Regions from separate parts of the Homo sapiens genome. Here all the other regions are linked to region 2. Evidence: chromatin contacts called from ENCODE Hi-C or POLR2A ChIA-PET data. All regions are on one chromosome and are shown on one strand. Each heading gives the region's core, a stretch centred on a gene start or an enhancer-like site at or near the end of the contact. The rest is flanking DNA. Distances are from core to core; before and after follow the strand shown.

What was found. A loop is a pair of places that touch in the nucleus more often than their neighbours do. ChIA-PET counts read pairs that join two places held with the same protein, here RNA polymerase II (POLR2A). Pooled maps may share reads with other maps.
Region 1: a loop to region 2 is called in a map of CD8-positive, alpha-beta T cell, with 5 times the contacts of the local background. The contact joins the promoter of WDR26 here to the promoter of BPNT1 in region 2. A Hi-C loop is called at or near these places in 2 of 168 maps with a recorded cell type or tissue (CD8-positive, alpha-beta T cell and naive thymus-derived CD4-positive, alpha-beta T cell) and 4 of 50 pooled maps. POLR2A ChIA-PET finds 5 or more read pairs at or near these places in 2 of 52 experiments (activated B cell and activated T-cell).
Region 3: a loop to region 2 is called in a map with no recorded cell type, with 7 times the contacts of the local background. The contact joins the promoter of DEGS1 here to the promoter of BPNT1 in region 2. A Hi-C loop is called at or near these places in 1 of 37 single-sample maps with no recorded cell type and 7 of 50 pooled maps. POLR2A ChIA-PET finds 5 or more read pairs at or near these places in 1 of 52 experiments (Caco-2).

Annotation. Positions count from the first base shown.
Region 1 is chr1:224,432,684-224,436,403 of GRCh38, forward strand. WDR26 (WD repeat domain 26) reads right to left here and starts at 2,114. Exons shown (of 14, transcript NM_001379403.1): 1 at 1,001-2,114. The coding sequence starts at 1,722. It also overlaps a transcript of CNIH3 not described here. RefSeq lists a silencer at 2,093-2,492 and an enhancer at 2,833-3,022.
Region 2 is chr1:220,087,470-220,091,369 of GRCh38, forward strand. It overlaps BPNT1 (3'(2'), 5'-bisphosphate nucleotidase 1), which reads right to left and starts at 2,319. Exons shown (of 9, transcript NM_006085.6): 1 at 2,217-2,319. RefSeq lists an enhancer at 2,430-2,619.
Region 3 is chr1:224,181,522-224,185,008 of GRCh38, forward strand. DEGS1 (delta 4-desaturase, sphingolipid 1) reads left to right here and starts at 1,719. Exons shown (of 3, transcript NM_003676.4): 1 at 1,719-1,897. The coding sequence starts at 1,816. RefSeq lists enhancers at 895-1,044, 898-1,728, 1,305-1,394, 1,729-2,558 and silencers at 1,545-1,744, 1,845-2,224, 2,385-2,464.

The DNA.
Region 1 (3,720 bases), core at 864-3,363, 4.3 Mb after region 2:
AGAAATCCATAAATGCAAAAGTACACATCGGCTAGCCTGAGAGCTTAATCTACACTCTGAATGTAGGAAACTGACTGCTGCTGCACGTCCTCCCCCCTTCATTTCATTCTGACTCCGTCTCTTGCACCTCCTTCATCAGGCACTCCCACCAATCCTACCTTCCACCCCCTTAGTTTTTCTTTGTGTGTATACAAAACGGTGGTTTTTGTCCAAGGTCGCTGTCTACCTTCACCCTATGTTAGGTATACAAGGCCACCTAAATTGTATTTGAAAACAAATGGTTCACCAGATCAGATGTCCCCTTTTCAGAGGCGATCATCTTCTTGGTATTAAACTGAGATTTCAGACTAGTTAGGGTTAGGCCTCTTGTACACACACACAAGGGCCTTTAAACGACATCAACACTGTATCTTCATTATTCGCATCAGATTTATTCAACAACCTCTTTCCAAATGATCCCAGCCCCTCCGTTCCCATAAACACTTGTAGGTGATTGTCTTTCCTGATTGGTAGTTTGCTTGGGTTGTTGTCTGCCACGGTTGGGGGTGGGGAGGTGTCCCACAAAGATGCCTCCAAGATACACTTGAAAAACAAATCCTCCAAGGTTCATTATTTCCACCAGCTCTAATCCACCCCTCCCCCAACACATACAGAAACACACTCCCGCATCTGTCTTTATTGACAGACAATTAAGCTCTGAAGGTGCGTGGGGAGAAGTCATTCTTTGGGTTTCTCCTAACCCTTCCTAACCCCTCAACGCCTGTCTCGTCTCACAATTTGTCAGACTGATTGATTTTCCCCTATTTCCTTTCAGGTCCGCTCCTCCTCCCCGGTCGCCCTGAGCCGCGTCCTCCTGTGTACTGGGTCCTGCGTGCCCAGCACTCATTCTCTTTGACCGAGCTCTTTCAAGCCCCCCTCCCCCCTCCGCCCCTTCCCCTACCCCCCTGGAGCCTCCGTCCCTCGGTCTGTCCATCACCAGCTGGCGGTAAGGGATACTTACTTGAGCCCTAAGCCATTCAAGTGCTGTCCTATTAGCCTAATGACATCCTCATCTGACTGGGAGAGCCGCTTCTTCTTCTTGAGGCTGCTGCCCAGTTCTGGGGTGGCCAAGGAAGAGGAGGCGGCGGTGGTGGCGGAGGCAGCTGCGACGGTGGCTGAGGATGCGGCGGCCGCCCCGCCGGGAACCCCGTTATTGACATTCAGGCTGTTGCTATTGTTGCTGGCGGCGGAGGGGGCGGAAGGCAGGAGCCCATTGGCGTGGGCCAGGTCCCCCGCGGACGACGACGACGAGGGGGACGACTCCCCGTTCTGGGCCGACAAGCAGGCGAGTTCCGGGGTCTGTCCCTGGCCCCCGCCGCCCCCTCCTCCTCCACCGCCGCCGCCGCCACCTCCTCCTCCTCCTCCTGCCCCATTGGCCTGCATGATGCTGCCGCTGACCAGGCTGTGGCCGCTACTTCGGTGGGGGACAGCAGCGGCGGCGGGAGGGGCAGCAGCCGGGGGAAGTCCCACCACTACCACCACGGAGGAGGAGGAGGAGGAGGAGGACGAGGACGACGAGGACGGAGGGGAGAGGCCTGCTCTGCCTGCCGAAGCCCCGGGCTCTCCTACTCCCTCCGCCGCCGAGGCTCGGGGTTTCTTCCGCGGGGGCGGGGAGGCTCCGCCGGTGTCCGAGTCGGAGGAGGAGGAAGCGGAGGCCAGAGTTTCCTCGCCGAGAGAGGCCGTGGTGGGAAGCCGGTGGGGCGAGGCGGGGGAGGGGAGGCGGGGGCCGGGGAGAGGGTCGGGGTGAGGGGGGCCGGGGAGGCGGGGAGGGGGTCAGGGTAGGAGGGTGAGGGTGAGGGTGAGAGGAGGGGGAGGAGGAGGAGGGGGAGAAGGAGGATCCGGGCCCTTTCCCCCCCCCCTCCCGGAGGCAGCTCGGGGTGCGCGGCCCGGGGGTCGCGCCGGGGGGCGCCGCGGGGCGGCTGCGGGGGCGCGGGGCCCGCCGCTGGGCTGAGCCCCGGCAGTGGCTGCGGCGGCGGCGGCGGCGGGCGGCAGCGGAGGCAGCTGCCGCCTCTGTCCTCGGATCCGCTCCGCTCTGCTCCCTGGTGTGTTGATTCTTCCCCCAGCTGCTGCCTAATGGAGTCCAGGCGCTCGCGTCACAGGAAATGCCTATACTGCCCTCCTCACTCACTTCCGGTGGCAGGTATGGAACCTATAGGGGGCCTGTCACCCAGCACGTGCATCGGGGGCTGTCCCGGGGGTCAGGGGAGGGAGGCCAGCGGGCCGGCGGGGTCCGCCCCGACCCCATCCACGACCCCGACTCCTATCCGATCCTATCCCCGGCCCCGCTCGGGCCTTTCCCCTTGCGCCCTGGCTCGGCTGGCTCGACGAGCAGTAAGTTCGTAGCCGCCCTCCGAAGCCGGGCGTGCATGGGATGGCAGAGTTGGCGTGCGTGCGTGAGTCCACCAGTGTGGCATGGGCATGTAAGGTGCGCGGAGGGACTGCACCTTCTCCATCAGGTGCAGAAGGTGAGGATGGGGCAGGGGGCTAGGAGCTTCGACAGGCAGGAACTTCCAGGCACAGGGCTGTGGTAGGCCCCTCTCAATGGTAACCAGGACCGAAATCGGGTTTCACAACCTACTTGTTTTAGGGTGGAAAAACTTGAATTTCCACAGCCAAGTGCCACACAGTTGCTGTACCCGGGGCCATCCCGGGAGCTGTGAGATAATGAGCCGGTGAGACTCTGCTCCACCCTGGGAAGGGGAGTTAGTCTAGAGGAGCATATCTTATGGGGACAAGAAGTCACAAAAAGGCTGTGTGGTGTGTAGAGAAGGGGAGGGACTCTGCTGTTGAGGCTTCACTCTTTTTTAGCACTTGCCCAGCACCTCCTTCTCTCTTCCAGCTGCCTCTTGAGTCACTGCCCAGTTTAGGGAGCAGTAACATAAACCAAACAGTTGCCTCCAAAATATGCATTCTGAGAAGGATTCAGGCACCCATTCAGATCCAGGCTTGAAATTTTTACGTGGCATGTGAGCCTTCTGTGTCATCATGACTTACCAATTTATGTGAATGTAGAAATGCAGCAACAAAGACTGGGCTGAATCTTAATCATTGGCAAATGGTGTGCATTATCCCCAAACAATTATTTTCATGTATGTGGTTGATAGCATCTATACTCAATATGTATAAAGATTTTCTCAGAAATTTAAAGTCTTTCTCTGAAGTAGTTTTCCTGTGGGGAGGGGAAAAAAAACACCTTAGTTTCTAATTAATACATCATACATCGCTGATATTTATTATAGTAATAACTGAAAGTAATTTTGAGGCCTTTGGAGACAGTTGTTTTTAAATTTGGAAATACAATAAAAAATGATGCTGATGAGAAATTAGTAAAGAATCCTGAGGTTTATGGATCCTCAGACAGGAAGAAGTAAGAGGAAGGTCAATGCAGGATCTTACAGGGATTTGGTTTTGTAGTTCTTACTGCTTAAATTTGCTTCCAGGTGGCAGCTGTAATTGCAAGGTGACTCACATACAGTGTTTATATTCACCTGAGGCCGACCTGAGTTCTAGTTGAGGTTCATAGAGCTCTGTCACTGTATCCAGCAGAGCCTGAATTACTAGATAGTTAACACCCTCAGAGAGCCCTGTTTGTATATTAACTTTAGACAACCTTATTATTAAAAGTGTTGTTTAGGCAAAATTTAATTTTTGCAAAATGGTTTATAATAATTTATTAGGCCC
Region 2 (3,900 bases), core at 1,069-3,568:
GCTTGAACCTGGGAGGTAGAAGTTGCAGTGAGCTGAGATCATTTGCACCATTGCACTCCAGCCTGGGTGACAGAGCGAGATTCCGTCTCAAAATCAATCAATCAATAAATAAAAATAAAATTAAAACTTCTACATGGCCAAAATACCATAAACTAAATAAACAGGTACTTGACAAAATGAGAAAAAAATATTGTATCACATACCAGACAAATGACTTAATTTGTAAAAGATCAGTATATAAAAGCTGAATAATCCAATAGAAAAATGAGCAAATAAACAAGAACGGGCAACACCTACAAAGAGAAAAGCACTGGCCATTAAATACATAAATACTCAGCTTCACTAATTATGAAAGAAATGCAAACTAAAACAATGAGAAATGATTATTTTATTTTTAATTAATTAATTAATTTATTTATTTTTTGAGACAGAGTTTTTGCTCTTGTTGCCCAGGCTGGAGTGCAATGGCGAGATCTTGGCTCACCGCAACCTCTGCCTCCCGGGTTTAAGCGATTCTCCTGCCTCAGCCTCCCGAGTAGCTGGGATTACAGGCAAGCATCTCCACACCTGGCTAATTTTGTATTTTTAGTAGAGACAGGGTTTCTCCATGTTGGTCAGGCTGGTCTCGAACTTCCGACCTCATGGCCTGCCTAAGCCTCCCAAAGTGCTAGGATTACAGGCGTGAGCCACCGCGCCGGGCCATGATTGTTTATTTTTAAGATTGGCATAGAAAAGAAAATTTGGCAGGGCACGGTGGCTCACACCTGTAATCCCAGCACTTTGGGAGGCCAAGGCAGGTGAATCACCTGAAGTTAGGAGTTCAAGACTAGCCTGGCCAACATGGTGAAACCCCATCTCTACTAAAAATACAAAAATTAACCAGGCATAGTAATACAAAAATTACTCAGGAGGCTGAGGCAGGAAAATTGCTTGAACATAGGAGGCAGAGGTTGTGGTGAGCCGAGATCGCGCCACTGCAGTCCAGCCTGGGCGACAGAGACTCCGACTCAAAAAAAAAAAAAAAAAAAAAAATTGTCGCTGAATGCAGTGGCTCACACCCGTAATCCTAGAACTTTTTGGGAGGCCAAGGCTGGTGTATTGCTTGAGCTCAGGAGTTCGAGACCAGCCTGGGCAACATGGCAAAACCTCGTCTCTACAAAAAAATGCAAAAATTAGATGGTGTGGTGGCACATGCCTGTAGTCCCAGCTGCTCGGGAGGCTGAGGTGGGAGAATCACCAGACCCTGGGAGGTCAAGGTTGCAGTGAGACATAATGGCACCACTGTACTCCAGCCTGGGGGACAGAGCTAGAACCTGTCTTAAAAAAAAAAAAAAAAGAAAGAAAGAAAGGCTGGGCGCGGTGGCTCACGCCTGTAATCCCAGCACTTTGGGAGGCCGAGACGGGCAGATCACGAGGTCAGGAGATCGAAACCATCCTGACTAACACGGTGAAACCCCGTCTCTACTAAAAATACAAAAAAAATTAGCCAGGCTTGGTGGTGGGCGCCTGTAGTCCCAGCTACTCGGGAGGCTGAGGCAGGAGAATGGCGTGAACCTGGGAGGTGGAGCTTGCAGTGAGCCGAGATTGCACCACTGCACTCAAGCCTGGGCGACAGAGCGAGACTCCGTCTCGAAAAAAAAAAAAAAAAAAAAAAAAGAAGGAGGAGGAAGGAGGAGGAAGAAGAAGAAGAAAAAAGAAGAAAGAAGAAGAGTTTGTCCTTTGTCCAGTTTGCAAGGGTGTGAGGGAACATGTTCCTGAGCATTGTTGGCAAAGCGGTGAACCCTCTTAGGAGAGTTTTGAGAACCTTAATAAAAGTATAAAGTACGTATCTTTTGAACCAACAATTATATTTACAGAGAAATCCAAATAAATCACGCAAACCTATAAATATGTAGAAATGGCAGTTGGAAGAATATTTGCTGTTTAAAGAAATTTAATTTTAGGTACCAAGCAGTTTCTAAATTTGGGTGCATCAACAAACTCAATGTCTAGGTTTGTCTTGTTTCTACAGTATATGGCTATAAAAACCTTCCGGATCACGAAAATAAAAGCACAGATAAACAATTAAAATATCGACACTCAAGAGTCCAAGTCGGAAGTTAGAATATCTGGAGAAGCAATCTGATTCACATAAACCTTTTTCGTTTTATTTTTTTAACATAAATCCTATCTACCTGGCTCTTGCCCTGACCGGCCGGAGAGAAACGGTGACAAACCTGGAACAACGTTGGACCAAAGACACTTCAGGAGGAGCAAAAGCGCGTTATCGTAGACCCAGGTCCCTCGTTGTGTCCAGTACCGAGCTTTGGCACTGTCAATAAGTCTTTTGAGAAGGATGGCATCCCTACCTCAGCTACTGAGCATGCGGGAAACTGCGCGCAAGCGCACAACAGCGATTTCACACTGCCTCTTTAGACTCCTGATCCGCGGGAAAATTCCACTTGTCCGTGTTTTCTCCAAGCTCTCCGTAGGTGCAAGTCACCTGTTGCATTAAATAAAAGCGAAAGATGTGTCAACTTTCAAAGATTGGCTAAAAAAAGAAAAAGAAGAAGGAAAGAACACATTAAGCCAGCAACAGTGTGTTGAAACAAAAAAAAGATTGGTTTTGGTTTCAGCTGTCTTCCAGCCCACTTCGTAGAGTTCACTGTTTTAAAATGTTCTTTGTATTAGTGATACCACTCTGCGGCTATTTAACTTCGAACCCCTAGCGGTCCGTGGACAGGCTTCAGCAGGTCCACCACACACACCTCCACCTCCCACTCCCCACGCAATAACACAGCAACTTTATGCAGAATTGTGTCAAAGATGCTTGCTTACCTTTTTTTTTTTTTTTTTTTTTTTTTTTTTAAGCGATAGATAGCTTGCTCTGTCGCCCAGAGTCGATTACGGCTCACTGCTGCCTTCCCACTTCTAGGCTCAAGCCATCCTCCCGCCTCAGCCTTCCGTGTAGCTGGGACTACTGGTGGAGGTGCGCGCCACCACACCCAGCTAATTAAAATATTTTTTGTGTACAGATGGGATCTTTTACTGGGGGGCGTGGTTGGGGAAGGGGGCAGTGTCTCATCCTGTCGCCCAGGCTGGAGTGCAGTGGCGCAGTCTAGGTTCACTACAACCTCCTCCTCCTGGGTTCAAGCGATCCTTCCTCCTTAGCCTCCCAAGTAGCTAGGACTACAGGCGCGCCACCACGCCGGGCTAATTTTGTTTGTTTTTTAAGTAGAGACGGGGTTTCATCATATTGGCCAGGCTGGTCTTGAACTCCTGACCCCAGGTGATCTGCTCACCTCGGCCTCCCAAAGTGCTGGGATTACAGGTGTGAGCCACTGCGCCCAGCTTAAAAAGGCTTTTACGTCTTCATTTGATTTTCACAATAACTCTGTGAGTTAAGTAGACCCTTTTTGGGAAGTGGAAAAATATACATAACTTAAATTATATTACTTTAACCATATATATATATATATATATATATATATATATATATATACACACACACACACACACACATATATACATATATATATTTTTTGAGACGGCGTCTTACTCTGTCGCCCAGGCTGGAGTGCAATGGCTTGATCTCGGCTCACTGCAACCTCTGCCTCCCAGGGTTCAAGCTATTCTCCTGCTTCAGCCTCCTGAGTAACTGGGACTACAGGCGCACACCACCCAGCCCAGCTAGTTTTTGCATTTTTTTTTTTTTTAGTAAAGACGGGGTTTCACCATGTTGGCCAGGCTGGTCTCGAACTCCTGACCTCATGATCCGCCCGCCTCGGCCTCCCAAAGTGCTGAGATTACAGGCATGAGCCACTGCACCTGGCCATACTTTGGTTTTTATAATTAAATTGTATAATTACATGACAAGTACAAATGGCTTAAATAAAGACAAACATAATGCAAGGTAAGCTC
Region 3 (3,487 bases), core at 469-2,968, 4.1 Mb after region 2:
ACTTGAGCCCAAGCGTTTGAGACCAGCCTGGGCAACAAGGTGAGGCCCCATCTCTATCAAAAATTCAAAAAAGTAGCCAAGCATGGTGGTGCACGCCTGTGATCCCAGCTCCTCGGGAGACTGGGGTGGGAGGATGGCTTAAGCTCAGGTCAAGACTGAAGTGAGACATGAGGCCACCACTGCACTCCAGCCTGGGCAACAGAGCAGGACTCTGTCTCAAAAAAAACAAAACCCACTATAACCATAATACTATTATCACACTTAAGAAATTCATAATTCCTTAATATCATCACATATCCAATTGATATCTGAGTTCAATTATTTCATGTCAATGTTTTTAAACTATTTCAATCAGAATCTAAATGAGGTCAACACGTTGCAATTGGTTGGTATGTCTTTTAAACTCCTTTTAATCTACAGGTTTCTCTTTTTTTGCCTTGAGTTTCATTTATTAGAGAACCCAGACATTGTCCCATATAGTCTCCCAGAGTTGGATCTTGCTAGTTTCATCCCCACGGCCTAGTTTAACACATTCCTCTGTCCTTTCTATTTTCTTTTTTTTTTCTTGAGAGGGAGTCTCCGTCTGTCCCCCAGGCTGGAGTGCAGTGGCTCCGTCTCAGCTCACTGCAACCTCTGCCTCCCAGTTCGAGCGATTCCCCTGCCTCAGCCTCCTGAGTAGCTGGGATTACAGGCGCCTGCCACTACGCCCAGCTAATTTTTTTATATTTTTAGTAGAGACGGGGGTTTCACCATCCTGATCAGGCTGGTCTCGAACTCCCGACCTCAGGTGATGGACCCGCCTCTGCCTCACAGAGTGCAAGGATTACAGACGTGAGCCACCGCACCCGGCCAAATGTCCTTTCTATTTTCTATAAATTAACAGTCAGATCTAGGGGCTCGATCAGATTTGTGTGTGTGTGTGTGCCGTGTGCGCGTGCACAGCATGTTCTTTGACTAGGAGGCACACCTGCTTTGGTTATCTTCTTTTTGTAATCTTTAAGTTGCTCTTTGATGTAGACGTGGTAACTAATGTTGAAACAAAATTAGTTTCGTTTCAAAACCTTTCTTTCAGGAAGAGGTTGTGGTTGATTACTTCTGCGACAGGTAGATGCAAGGTTGAGCAATCATCTCTTAACAGAAGTGGTCACACTAGAATAATTCAAGCACAACAACAAATCCCACATCATCACCCCCTCTTAATAATGGTGTTTTCTTTTTACTTGATTAGCTTTTAATTGTCACGCACTCTGCATTTTTTCCCTGAGGTATTATTTCCAGAAGGCAGCGAAATATGACTCAATGGCTAATTTGCTTTTTAAAAATTAAACAAAACTTAGGCCAGCTGCCATTTAAGAAGGGCTCCGGGGCCTCCAGACTCGGTGTGACCGTAGCCGTGCCCGGTGCTCCCCTCGCGGAGGCGTTAGGGCGGCAGGTTTATCTCACTTGAGACCATTCCTTCCTTTTTCATCTTCTCCGGGCTCCGGCGCAGCAGGCCGCAGGGGCGGGCACTCGCAAGAACGCGGCATCCTGGATGGTGGCCGAGTCACCGAAGCTCAGAACCCCGCGTCCCAGAATCGCTGAGAGCCGGCCCCGCACGGGGGCCTGGGAGCGCCACGCGCCCTCCACCCAGAGAGGCAGGCGGGCGGGCCGGGGGGGGCGGGGCCTCGGGACTCCGCCCACGCCTCCGTCTCCTCCGCGCTCCGCCACAGCCGGCCGACACCACACCAGCCGGGGAGCCGCCGCCGCCGCCGCCACCTCTGAGCAGCCGGCTGGGAGCGAGAGCCGACAGCTAGTCTGCAAGCCACCGCTGTCGCCATGGGGAGCCGCGTCTCGCGGGAAGACTTCGAGTGGGTCTACACCGACCAGCCGCACGCCGACCGGCGCCGGGAGATCCTGGGTGAGGGCCAGCGGGCGCCCCGTTATGTGCGTGCGTGGCCTCCCGGCGCCGGGGCGCGCTCTCCCCTCGCGGGCCCTGCGCGGTCGTGGGCGCCGGAGGCCCGTTAGCAGCCTGCTCCCCGTCGCGTCCCGTCGCCGCTCGGGCCGCCAGCCCGCGGGTCAGCGCGGGAGAGGCTGGGCGAGGAGCGGGGGGAGGGACGGGTCCTCGGAGCCGCGCAGCTCCGACCCTTCCGCGAAGAGGCGCAGGCGCGTCCCCGAGCGCGGGAGTCCCCGCCAGGCCCACGCCGGCCGGTTGGGGCGAAGGGTGTCCCCGGCTGTGCCAGCCTTGAGTAGATCTTTTCGCTAGAAGATTCCTGTGCCCTCAGGTGGGCGCCCTTTCCTCTCACCACTCCCTCTCCTCCGGAGCGGGCCGAGGTGAGCGGGTGCCGGCCTTGGGGCTGCCTGAGTGCTAGGCAGGGTGTGGTCCTGGGCATCCTTGGGCCTACCAGCGAGCCCTGCTCAGGGTGTCGGGCGCCGGCGGGCAGTACTGGCGGGGGCGGCCGCAGTCCCGGCCTTGGGCCCGTTAAGGGGGCCGGCGTCCCTCCATATGCCCCCCGGGGCTTCTCGGACTTGATGGGCCCTGGTCGGTTCACGCCGCTTGTCCCATTGATCCTCACGACAAGCCTGGGACGTAAGAACGGCGGATTCGTAGGCATTTTTCATCCATCTCGGTTTTGTGGATGAAAAGACTGAAAATGGAAGACTTGCCAAATAAGGAAAATATGTGGCGTGGCCTGCTGGTCCCCTGACAGCTAATTGAGAGGCCTTAACTCTCCAGAGGATTCGGGCCTTCTGTGTTACATAGAGAATGCTCATCTCTCCCAGGCTACTCCTAATATGCTAGGGATTGTGTGGAATGCTTTACAAACATTACCCAATTTCATCCTCTTGGTAATTCTACTTGGTTGGTATTATCGCTGTTTTAAAAAATGAAATAAGAACGCGTGACTAAATGCTAGGGGGATTCTAATGCGCATTCGGTTGCCTCTTCCAGAGCACGTGTTTGTTTTTTGTTTGTTTGTTTTTTGAGACTGCACGTGTTTGTTTTTTGTTTGTTTGTTTGTTTGTTTTTTGAGACTGAGTCTCACTCTGTTGCTCATGCTGGAGTGCAGTGGCGCGATCTCCACTCGCTGCAACCTCTGCCTCCTGGGTTCAAGCGATTCTTCTGTCTCAGCCTCCCGAGTAGCTGGGATTACAGGTTCCCACCACTACGCCTGGCTAATGTTTGTATCTTTTTTAGTTAGAGACGGGGTTTCACCATGTTGGCCAGGCTTATCTCGAACTCCTGACCTCAGGTGATCCGCCCGCCTTGGCCTCCCGAAGTTTTGGGATTACAGGCGTGAACCACCGTGCCCGGCCAGAGCACGAGCTTTTTAACCTCTGTTGAGGAAACGGGGACCGGTCACGGTAGCTCAGGCCTGTAATCCTAGCACTTCGGGAGGCTGAGGCGGGAGGATCGCTTCAGCCCAGAAGTTTGAGACCATCCTGAGTAACATAGTGAGAGCCCCCCGTTTACACACACACACACACACACACACACACACACACACTT